Regions from separate parts of the Homo sapiens genome. Here region 1 is linked to region 2. The links are chromatin loops, found by intact Hi-C in ENCODE. Cell type or tissue: prostate gland. All regions are shown on one strand. Links, peaks and the distances in the headings refer to the core of each region. The heading gives the core; the rest is flanking DNA.

Evidence for each region. Peaks named below come from ENCODE experiments on the same cell type or tissue, not always from the same donor. Only the 100,000 strongest peaks of a DNase experiment are listed, where the experiment ranks them.
Region 1: a loop joins it to region 2, with 2.4 times the contacts of the local background. A loop is called at or near these places in 1 of 110 quality-filtered maps.

Annotation. Positions count from the first base shown.
Region 1 is chr17:12,962,792-12,968,169 of GRCh38, forward strand. The region is part of intron 16 of ARHGAP44 (Rho GTPase activating protein 44); the gene reads left to right. Among named protein-coding and RNA genes, the nearest start is that of MIR1269B, 48 kb to the left of the region's middle. In prostate gland, for the core only: no CTCF peak of the experiment used is centred there; no DNase peak of the experiment used is centred there.
Region 2 is chr17:12,897,321-12,902,698 of GRCh38, forward strand. All of the region lies in intron 3 of ARHGAP44 (Rho GTPase activating protein 44), which reads left to right. Among named protein-coding and RNA genes, the nearest start is that of MIR1269B, 17 kb to the right of the region's middle. In prostate gland, for the core only: no CTCF peak of the experiment used is centred there; a DNase peak (open chromatin) is centred at 3,351.

The DNA of each region.
Region 1 (5,378 bases), core at 129-5,128, 65 kb after region 2:
GCCCAGCACTTTGGGTGGCCGAGTTGGGTGGATCACCTGAGGCCGAGAGTTCAAGACCAGCCTGAACAACATGGAGAAACCCTGTCTCTACTAAAAATACAAAATTGGCCAGGCATCGTGGCGCATGCCTGTAATCCCAGCTACTTGGGAGGCTGAGGCAGGAGAATCGCTTGAACCCAGGGAGGCGGAGGTTGCAGTGAGCCGAGATAGTGCCATTGCACTCCAGCCTGGGCAACAGGAGTGAAACACCATCTCAAAAAAAAAAAAAAAAAAAAAAAAGCAATTTCTGTTGTTCACCAACCTTGTGGTTGGTACTCATGACAGCAGCCATAGGAAGCCAATACAATCATCCACTGCAGCTCCACACCAAGAGCTTTGATAAAGATGGCAGCAGATGCTTTGCTTGTCCTCCCAGGGAGTGTTGGAATCTGATTGCTTTCCCTTCGAGTCTGAGTTGCTCTAGTGAGTTACTTGACCTAGTAGGATGTGGGAGAGGTGATGTTCTGGGACTGCTGAGGCCAGGTCAGAAGAAGCCTTGTAGATTCTTCCTGGGTCTCTGGAGACAGTCACTCTTGGAGCCCAGTACCATCCTACATGGAAATCCAAGCAGCTCCTTGGAGAGAAATGGAAGTCCCCAGCCCTCAAGCCCAGCTGAGCACTGTCCTGACAGCCAGCACAGCTCCAAGCTCTGAGAAGGAGTCATTCTGGAGTCTTCAACCCAAGTCAGACCACCTCTGCCAATGCTGTGTGTGCAGACAGGCCAGCCTTGCATCAATGCTGTGTGTGCAGACAGGCCGGCCTTGCACCAATGCTGTGTGTGCAGACAGGCTGGCTTTGCACCAATGCTGTGTGTGTAGACAGGTCGGCCTTGCACCAGTGCCGTGTGAGCAGACAGGCCGGCCATGCACCAGTGCCGTGTGTGCAGACAGGCCGGCCTTGCGAAGCCCTGCCAGAACTCTAGATTGGTGACCCAGATAACCATGCTAAGTTTTAGGGTAGTTTGTTACATAACAAAGAGCCAGAACAAGCTTAAAAAAAAAAATCCTTCAACCTGTCCCAAATCTACCCATCTGATTTAAATGGCCTGGCCTGGGATAAGTATGTGATTCTAATGTGCTGGGGTTGGGAACTACTGAATAATTTTGCCACTCTGAATGAAGAATTTGGCAATGCTACATTTTTTTTAATTTATCAAAACTTTCCTACTTTAGCCATTGAGTATTGGTGTGATATATAGGGTGTCCTAACTCCACCAACACTCTGAGCAACAAAGTATTAAATAAATCACACTATTGTTTTCTGTACTTTTTAAGCTCTTTCTTAGAAAGTTTTGGGTGCAGATTATGTTTTTAGTGTCTTTTTTGTTTGGGTTGTTTTACTGTTTTATAGAATAGTGAAATTTGTGTGTTAGGTCATTAGTCCTAAATAATAAATGAAAGTAAATCTACAGTCCCTTCTATTTCTCTGACAGTGCCAGACTTCCTGGTCAAATCAATTTTTTTTTCTACTGCCTTCAGAAGAGTTTGCCAAAGTGTCTGCACTCTTGCTGGTTGGTCAGGGAGCACCCATGGAGCCAGCATTGGGCTTTGGACTCCAAGCATTTGTCAGATGCCTCCACTGGCTACATCCCCGACTGAGCCTGGACAAGCTGGGCCAGGACTGTTGAAGGACCTGTGGAGAAGCCCAGAGGCAAGAATAGAAGCGACAGGCTGGGCGCAGTGGCTCACACCTGTAATCCCTGCACTTCGGGAGGCCAAGGTGGGCGGATCACTTGAGGTCAGGAGTTCTAGACCAGTCTGGCCAACATGGTGAAACCTCATCTCTACTAAAAATACCAAAGAAATGAGCTGGGCGTGGTGGCAGACGCCTATAATCCCAGTTACTCGGGAGGCTGAGGCAGGAGAATTGCTTGAATCCAGGAGGCAGAGGAGGTTGCAGTGAGCCAAGATCGCACCACTGCAGTCCAGCCTGGGCGACAGAGTGAGACTCTGTCTCAAAAAAAACAGAATAGAAGCGACATGGGTAATGTGACCTCCTTCCTAGCATCACGTCCCTCCCTTCCAGATAGCTATCAGATAACTGCCATCTTCCCCTTCTCTCCTCTCTGTCTCCACGACCTGCAAGATGCCCATCTGAGACTTCAGTAGACCACTGCCCACTCCCTACCTCTGTGTTTCCTCAGTACCTTCCTCCCTACTGCCTCTTTTCTTTCTTCTGGCTCTGGCCCCTGCTCCCTGCACTTGCCTGCTGGCTTGTCCATCTGTTCTGTTGCCCCTGCTTAGTTCTAGCCTCTCGTAGCCTGAAACCCACGGATGTCAAGGCCCTGACAGCATCTATGAAGCTGCCCCACAGACCCCATCAAAACGTCCTTGGATCCCGATGGGCCGGCGATCTGCCACGGAGATCCAGCTACCTCAGGCCGTGATTCTCAGAAGACCAACATACAGCTCCTCTTTGCAGGCCTGAAACCCGACGCACCTACTGTCATTACACTTGCTCCACCGTGGTCTGATCCTCAGGGGTTCTCTACCAGAGCCAGGTGACAGCAACCCGAATGGTCTATGGGATATTTACATCAGGGCCAGCAGCCTCCCTTGAGCTCTGTTTAGTGGGTGACCCATTCTCAACCTGTGCTTGAGAGCTGCACTGCAAAGGGCTTGTCCCACCCCTGTGGACTTTAATCTAGATGTTCAGTAATTTGGAAAAGGCACACTTGATTGAGAGGGTTCTAGAATAATTCGAACTGTGCCCTATGGTATACCAGTTTCCACTGGTAGTTGGTTATATTATGAATGGGGAGGAGGGTGGACTCTGATGTCTAATAAGTTCCTGAAGCACATGATCAACACATTGAAACCAGTTTCTTTAGTGTATGACTTCTTAGAGTCTTTAACATGCTGTTACAAGGCACAGACCTCCACAGGGGGCTGTAGCATGTATCATTTCCCAAATTTAGTATATCACAACACCTGAGATAAATTGAACCAGTGCCCCAAGGGACTTGTTTTTGTAATTGCAGATGTGGATGTCCTCTGTAGATCCTGTGGTGGAGGGTTGAACAGCACATTAAAATCCCTGAGGCCAGGTGCAGTGACTCACACCTGTAATCCCAGCACTATGGGAGGCTGAGGCAGGAGGACTGCTTGAGGCCAGGAGCTCAAGACCAATCTGAGCAACCCAGTGAGACATCATCTATACAAACAATTTTTAAAAATTAGCCAGGCATGGTGGCACACACCTATAGTCCCAGCTTAGTCAGAAGGCTGAGACGGGTGAACCCCTTGAGCCTGGGAGGTGGAGGCTGTAGAGAGCTGTGATAGTGTCACTGCACTCCAGCATGGATGACATAGTGACACGCTGTCTCAAAAAAAAAAAAAAAAATCCTTGAAAGAGATTATGTCATGGATAAGTGATGCAGTAATTTTACTTCAGAGCTTGAACCTATGATAAGACAAACTTACCTAGAAAGTCTTCTGCGTATGGATGGAAAATGTGACTCCTATTTTGGTTTAGGGTTGTCTACATGGAGAGGGATGTTTTGGTCCAGGCCCCTTATCAGCCTCCTCCCCTGGACTTAGACATTGTTGGATGCTGGGACCAAGTCTGAAATGTTGTCAGAGGACTTGGCCTTTATGTGTACTGGAGAGGTTAAGGTGCTTCGTCGCTACTTACTGAAGAGAGGAGTTACTTCCAGAAAAGCTGGAAAATACCGAATTCAGGCCTCACTGGGTGTGTGTAGGCCAGGCTAAGTCTTAGGAGCTTTGGGTCCCCTTTTCACTCACCTTTGCTGTCCGGGACATCATCTGCTGACCCTGTGGCTCCCTGCCACAGTTCATCTTACAGTCCCTGAATGTGCACGCCTACAGTGGGTGTTTGGGAAGCTTCTGTGGATATTTGGGAAGCTACCAGGTTTCCCTGCCCCCTCTTTCTTGGCTGGCCTTTGCCAAATGTAACTGATCTCTAGAACAAAAACCAAAACCTTCCAAATCTCTATAGACTTGAACACTTCACAGCCATGTATTGGCTGACACCTCCCCTGGCTAGGATTCTTCCTGACCAGGAGTCAAAAACAGCACTGCAGATGTCTGATCTTCAGAGGTCCGTTCTGCTAACCCCAGACAACTCAGCTAGAATGGTCCACAGCAAAATTCTGCCCGGTGATAAGTGTATTCTACCTATAGATACCTATTCTTCTTGGAGCTGGGATCTTCCAAATTTTATATTTTGGCTTTTTTTTCTCCTTTTTTCTCCCCCTCTTCTTCCTTCTCCTCCTCCTTCCCCTGCCCCAACCCCAGCACCCTTCTTCCTCATTTTTTTTTTTTTGTTTTGCTGGGGCAGGTCTTTGTTTCTCTTTAATTTTTGTAAGGTCTCCATCCAGGGTGTGTCAATGCCTGGACACTGGCCAGGGTTAAACTTCGGGGTGTGAATCAGAAGATCCTGATCCACAACTCTTTTTGCTTTTTTTTTTTTTTTTTTTTTTTTTTCCTGAGATACAGTCTTGCTCTGTTGCCCAGGCTGGTCTCAAACTCCTGGGCTCAATGATCCTCCCACCTCAGCCTCCCAAATAGCATGGCCCATAACTTTTAGTGGGCAGATACACAATAGAATATTGTACACTGTGGTTGCAATGTCTGGAACTGAATTTGTCCACGCTCCCCTCCTGCCTCAATTCCTCAACAAAGACAGGCTTATTCTGAACCCTGCCATCATGGAGTGCCCGGGAAGGCATTTTTCTCACATGGTTTCCTTGCTTGCCCCATCACAATACCAGTGACCTTCTCACTTCGAGTAAAAGGAATGACCCATTTTCTAAGTTCAGGGGGCTTAGAAGTGAGCAGACAACATCTTCTACTGGTTTACCCTTAGCTGCTCTAGGTGATCGCTGAGCACCTCCTCACCAACACATCACTTCATTGCTTCCCTCTTGAACCCTGAGCCGTCGTTCCACTGGTCCTGGGCCTAATCCTCTCCCTGTATGGTCTACCAGGTTGCAGACTTTAAAAGAAGCATGCCATTTCATCTCCAGCATCAACGAGCCATTTATAGTTCTTCTCTTTCTACTTCTCCCTGCTTACACGGTGTGAAAGTCATAACCCTATAAATAGCCCTGCATGCAGAGTCTTGAGCTTTGGAATCAGGCTCCCTCTGAGTTCAAATCCTGGTTACTGAACTCTGAATGCCTCAGTTTCTTCATATGCAAAATGGGGAAATCATGGTAAGCACCGACTTGAATCATTCTGAGCATTGAACGAAATATTGCTTACAAAGTGTTTAGAGCAAAGCTCAGCACATGGTAAATGTTAGCTGTTCTTAGTACAGGAACCAGATTTTTGAGTGACATCCTCATGTTTTTAAGGGGGCAACGTGGCGGGGCCCAC
Region 2 (5,378 bases), core at 316-5,315:
CTCGGCTTATGTTAGCCTCATTTCTGTTGGACTGTCATGTAATGTGCCACAATACTTCTTCCCAGCTCCTGCCGCAGTGCAAAAACCCACTCTACTTGTCCTACGAGTCATTTCTTTTTTTTTTTTTTTCCAAGCCCTGGTTTCTTCTTTCTTAATATTCCCAGCAGGAATCATTTGTGTGTGTATAAATAAAACTTTCACAGCTCTGAAAAATATCTATAGAAATAATTCTGCATGTATCAGGAATTCAGCAAGAGGAACTGTCTAAAGGGAGAGTTTGCAAAATGACTTTGGGCATGAAACCCTTTTATCAAACCCACATCTAATGGGGGACTCCAGGAACGGTTCCGGATGGGGGTGCTGGAGCCAAGCCTGCCTTTGATCTGTGTCTTTTTTTTTTTTTTTTTTTTGCTCTAAGAAGCACTATTTTTAAAATAACTGGTCCAAAGTACAGTATGTTTTGGTATCGGGAGTATCATCTGAATGCTACCACCAGAGGCTTGAATTCGGCCTTTGGTGTTGGTAGGCGGATTAGTACTAACATTATTTTTCTGGGATCAGATGAATTTACCTGGATTGGTGGAGTTTTCATTGGATTGAGAGTCTTACGTATTATATCAGTAAGGATACATTTGGATCCTTGAGTGATCTGAAGTATAGGGCACTGATAGAAGATTTGAGGTATGGCAAAGCCAGCAGATCAGGAGATGATTGCCAAGGAGAGATAATTATTCACCCTCCCCAAGAGAAGGGGACAGGCCACATCACCCAGAGGGCCACAGGGGAAGCTCTAGGGTTGGTCAGGAGGTAAAGGAGGGGACTGTGGGCCAGAGCCTTTGTTGTGGTGTCTGCAGCAGATATAGGATTGATTAGTTTGAATTATTACGGACGATTTCTAGTTGTCTGACCTACCAGTCAAGGGTGATTAGGGCAGATGAACAGTGGCCTGCGGTGTGACAGCCCCTTAGAGGAGGTTGTTGAAGTGTGAGCTCCAGATTGGTTTGCATTTAAAAAGCATGCTGTGAGTGAGTTGTTTACTATTTCTAGGAATTGCCTAGCCTGGGAGGGGCAGTCCCTCTAGGGTCAGCAAGGGCCCAAGATGTTGTCAGAGCATCTGAATACAGAAAATAAAACACATGGTTAATAACTACACTGCTTCCTAGAGACTTGAGAAAAAGGCACTTAATTGCCTCACTTAACAAGATTCTGATGTAGCCAGTTCCAAGGTTTATTCAGCAGCTTTGGGTCAGCAGCTATGTGACGCTTGGGCCTCCACTTACAACTGTAATGTGGCTGCTCCAGCTCCACGCATCACATCTTCACATAACCATATCACAGGCAGGAAGTGGGAGATTGATAAGACCATGAATTCATTTCATTTATGTTTCTCTAGCTGCAAGGGAGGCTGAGAAGGTGAATATGTGTCCAAGATAAATGGGTTTGCTATGACTGGCCATGATTCACCAGCGAGGACGTACACTATCTGGCTTCTCTTACTAGAGAAGACACACAGTGGTTGTTACCAGGCTCTGAAGGCTGCAGTCACATGCATGCAGTGATAAACGTGTAAACTGGGAGAAGTCCGCAGTGGAAGTAGGTGCCCAAGCATGTATAGGTCAGTGATTTCACTGCATGGATTTATTTATTTATTTATTTATTTATTTATTTTGAGACAGAGTCTCACTCTGTCACCAGGCTGGAGTGCAGTGGCGCAATCTCGGCTCACTGCAACCTCCACCTCCCAGGTTCAAGTGATTCTCCCACCTCAGCCTACTGGGTAGCTGGGACTACAGGTGTGCGCCACCATGCCCAGCTAATTTTTGTATTTTTAGTAGAGACAGGGTTTCACCATGTTGGCCAGGATGGTCTTGATCTCTTGACCTCGTGATCTGCCCACCTAGGCCTCCCAAAGTGCTGGGATTACAGGTGTGAGCCACTGTGCCCAGCCTCACTGCATGGATTTTAAGTGCTTGATTTTGTCAATGATTTCTTATGCTGATTCATCTTTGCTTGTCATCATATGACTGAATAAATGGTCTGAAAGTCAAAGAGCCATTTAAAATAGGAAACAATCAAAGAACTGTGGGAAAAAAATTTCCAAACTCAATTTTTTTCAGTTTTTCTCTGAACACATTAAGAGATGTAATAGGAAACGTGACACTTATAAATCACCTCAAATACTGAAATGTATATCCAGTTCTTTGTGATGATTAAGTAGGGAGATATGTCAAGATCGGAGCAATGGGTGAAAAGGAAAAGAAATAAAATGAAAAGGATCAGGTAAAGGGAAGGTGGGGTGGGAGGGAGGGAGTGAATGAACAGACACTGTCTCGGGAATTGAATGTTAAGGGAGGGTCCAGAGATGGACAATCACACGGGAGTGTGGGTCATAGAGTCTCAGGATCAGGAGAGACTTTATGGGGATCCATGCAATATTCTGCTTTTTATTTGAGCACATGTAAGTTGCTGCTTGAGCACATGTAAGTTGCTACTTGAGCACATGTAAGTTGCTACTTGAGTACGTGTAAGTTGCTTTTTGTTATTTCTCTTTTAACAAGCTCAGTAGCTCTTTAGTCATGTGTTCCAACTCCTGAACTTTTGTCATACCACTTTTAAAAGTTTTGCCCTGAAAGCTGTGGCTGCCAGCCAGATGTGGGTAGGCATAAAAATCGGATTTTGTTGCCATTATCTCAGTGACCAGAGAGAACATTATTGTCTTGTGGGTACTGAGTAAAACTGGATTCCTTATGTGGAATGAAGAATAGAAAGCATATGAATTACCTTTCCATGTTGCCATCTTTTTTTATTTTTATTTTTATTTTTTTTTGAGACAGAGCCTTGCTCTGTCGCCCAGGCTGGAGCGCAGTGGCACCATTTCGACTCACTGCAACCTCTGCCTCCCGGGTTCAAACAATTCTCCTGCCTCAGCCTCCTGAGTAGCTGAGATTACAGACGCCCACCTCCACGCCCAGATAATTTTGGTATTTTTAGTAGAGATGGGGTTTCACCATGTTGGCCAGGCTGGTCTTGAACTCCTGACCCATGATCTGCCCGCCTCAGCCTCCCAAAGTGTTGGGATTACAGGCGTGAGCCACCACACCCGGCCTCCATGTTGCCATCTTTAGTCCTGGATAATAACTGGTTAGTTCCTAGGTTTTTGAGACTCTTAATATAATGAAGATGTTTAGTTTTTTGAAGTCCTTGCATTTCTCATTAGGAAGTCATACCCAACAAATAAAGTGCTACCGTGTGGAAGTGTTTCTCCACCTTATTCAGCAAATATTTAGAAAGCAACAAGTCTGCCACGCAAGGCGGTGTGTATGCCAAGTGCTGAGCCAGCTGAGCAGGATTTCTGTGCTGCAGAAGCTCACCACCCAGGGGGAGGCAAGCATCATACTCACAGTGCATTCGCTGCTCAGACCGTGTCTTAGTGCCAAGAAGAAGTGCTTGCTAGGAATTAAATGGTGGGAGGTTTCCATAAGGAAGTGGCCGTTAAGGACAGGTGAAAGGTAGCAGCACCAAAAGGGGTAAACACACTTCTCAGATAAGAGGACAAGATGTGCCAGGTTCCGAGAGACAGGAGAAAGTTTGGCTTTTTTTTTTTTTTTTTTTTTTTAATTGAGATGGAGTTTCGCTCTTGTCACCCAGGCTGGAGTGCAATGGTACAATCTCGGCTCACTGCAGCCTCTGCCTCCCGGGTTCAAGCAATTCTCCTGCCTCAGCCTCCCAAGTAGCTGAGATTACAGGCACCTGCCACCATGCCCAGCTAACTTTTGTATTTTTAGTAGAGACAGGGTTTCACCATGTTGGCCAGGCTGGTATCAAACTCCTGACCTCAGGTGATCTACTTGCCTCAGCCTCCCAAAGTGCTGGAATTACAGGTGTGAGCCACCACACCCGGCCAAGTTTGGCATTTTTGAGAAACATAAAGGTGGCCAGAGTGACCAGACTGTAGCGAATGGGGAAGACGTGACATGGGGCGGGACTGCAGAGGATGGGATCACGCCTTACAGGAGGACATGGTGAGGGTTTGGACTTTATCCCTAAGAGCAGAGGAAAGCCAGCATTTTAACAGAGGGAGACATGATCAGATATGTTCAAAATTGTATGAATAAAGGACTCATGGGTGGGGCCATGGTAGAAGTGAGAGGCCAGTTACACAGAGATGGGAACAATTTCAGTGAGATGCAACGAGGACCTGAAGATGGAGAAAAATCGGCGTCCATGGTAGATCCTGGAGGGAGAGTATCAGGGCTTGGTAACTGAGTGGATGTGGGCGTATGAAGAAGAGAGAGAGGTCTCATGGTCTCAACCCCAAGTGACTGTTGAATCCATGGGAGCTGCTGTGATCACCTGGGGAGAAAATGCAGGGTGAGAAGACATATGGCTTTTGAATCAGGAACCCTGGGAACTGCAGCATTTCCTGCTCTACCAGGAGGAGGACCCAGCAAAGAGGGCAGAGCAGTAGAGAATGGTACTGTAAATCCACGCACTTGCTCCTCTAAATCCCAGACACCATTCTTTATTCTTTCCTTTCCATACCCGCCATGTCCAGGCTGTCAGTAAGCCCTGCTGACTCTTCCTCCAAAGAATTTCCATTTGGCTTCAACATTTACCACCCTAGTCTAAGCAGCTGTCAGCTCTTTCTGAACACAGTGGCTCCTATCACATCTTCCACCCCAAACCCTTCCCTCCTCCTTCCTCTTCCCTTCTCTGCAAGCGCAGGAGCCAATGTTTAAATTGGAAATCCAGTAACTCACTCTCCTGCCTAATCCTGCTCCGGGATTCCCTTTGTAGAATAAAATCTGAACTCCTTATCTTGGCCCTTGGAACACTATGATGTGTCTTCTACCTGCATCTCTGAGCTTAGCTCTGGGCTTCCTTCCCCTCTGTCATCATTCTTCAGCTGTGCTCACCTGGTACTGAGCATGCCCAGCTCACACTCCTCTTGGGCCATTGTGCTTGCTCTATCCTCCGCAGGGAATGCTCTTACCCAGCATTTCAAGCCAGCACCCTGTTCGGTTCTCAGCTCAGATGTCACCTTTTCAGGAGGCTTTCTTGACCACCTAATGTGTCTGCTTCCTCCCTCACCCTAATCCCATCTCCCTATTTTATTTTCTTCATAGCACATATTAGTATCTGAAATCACTGTGATCATTTATTTCCATCATTGTGATGGGAGCAGGGATCTTGTGTCCCCATAAGCTCCGTTCTCCGTGCCTAAAAAAGAGCCTGCCCCAGCAGGGCAATGGTACAAGTAGATGTGTGTCATGAATGGATGGTCTGTGAATATTTTAGGCACAGAACTTGCCTACCACACTAGCATGCCCTTCCTTTTCTGTAACAGGCAATTCTGAGGTTAAGCTCTGGAATCTGAC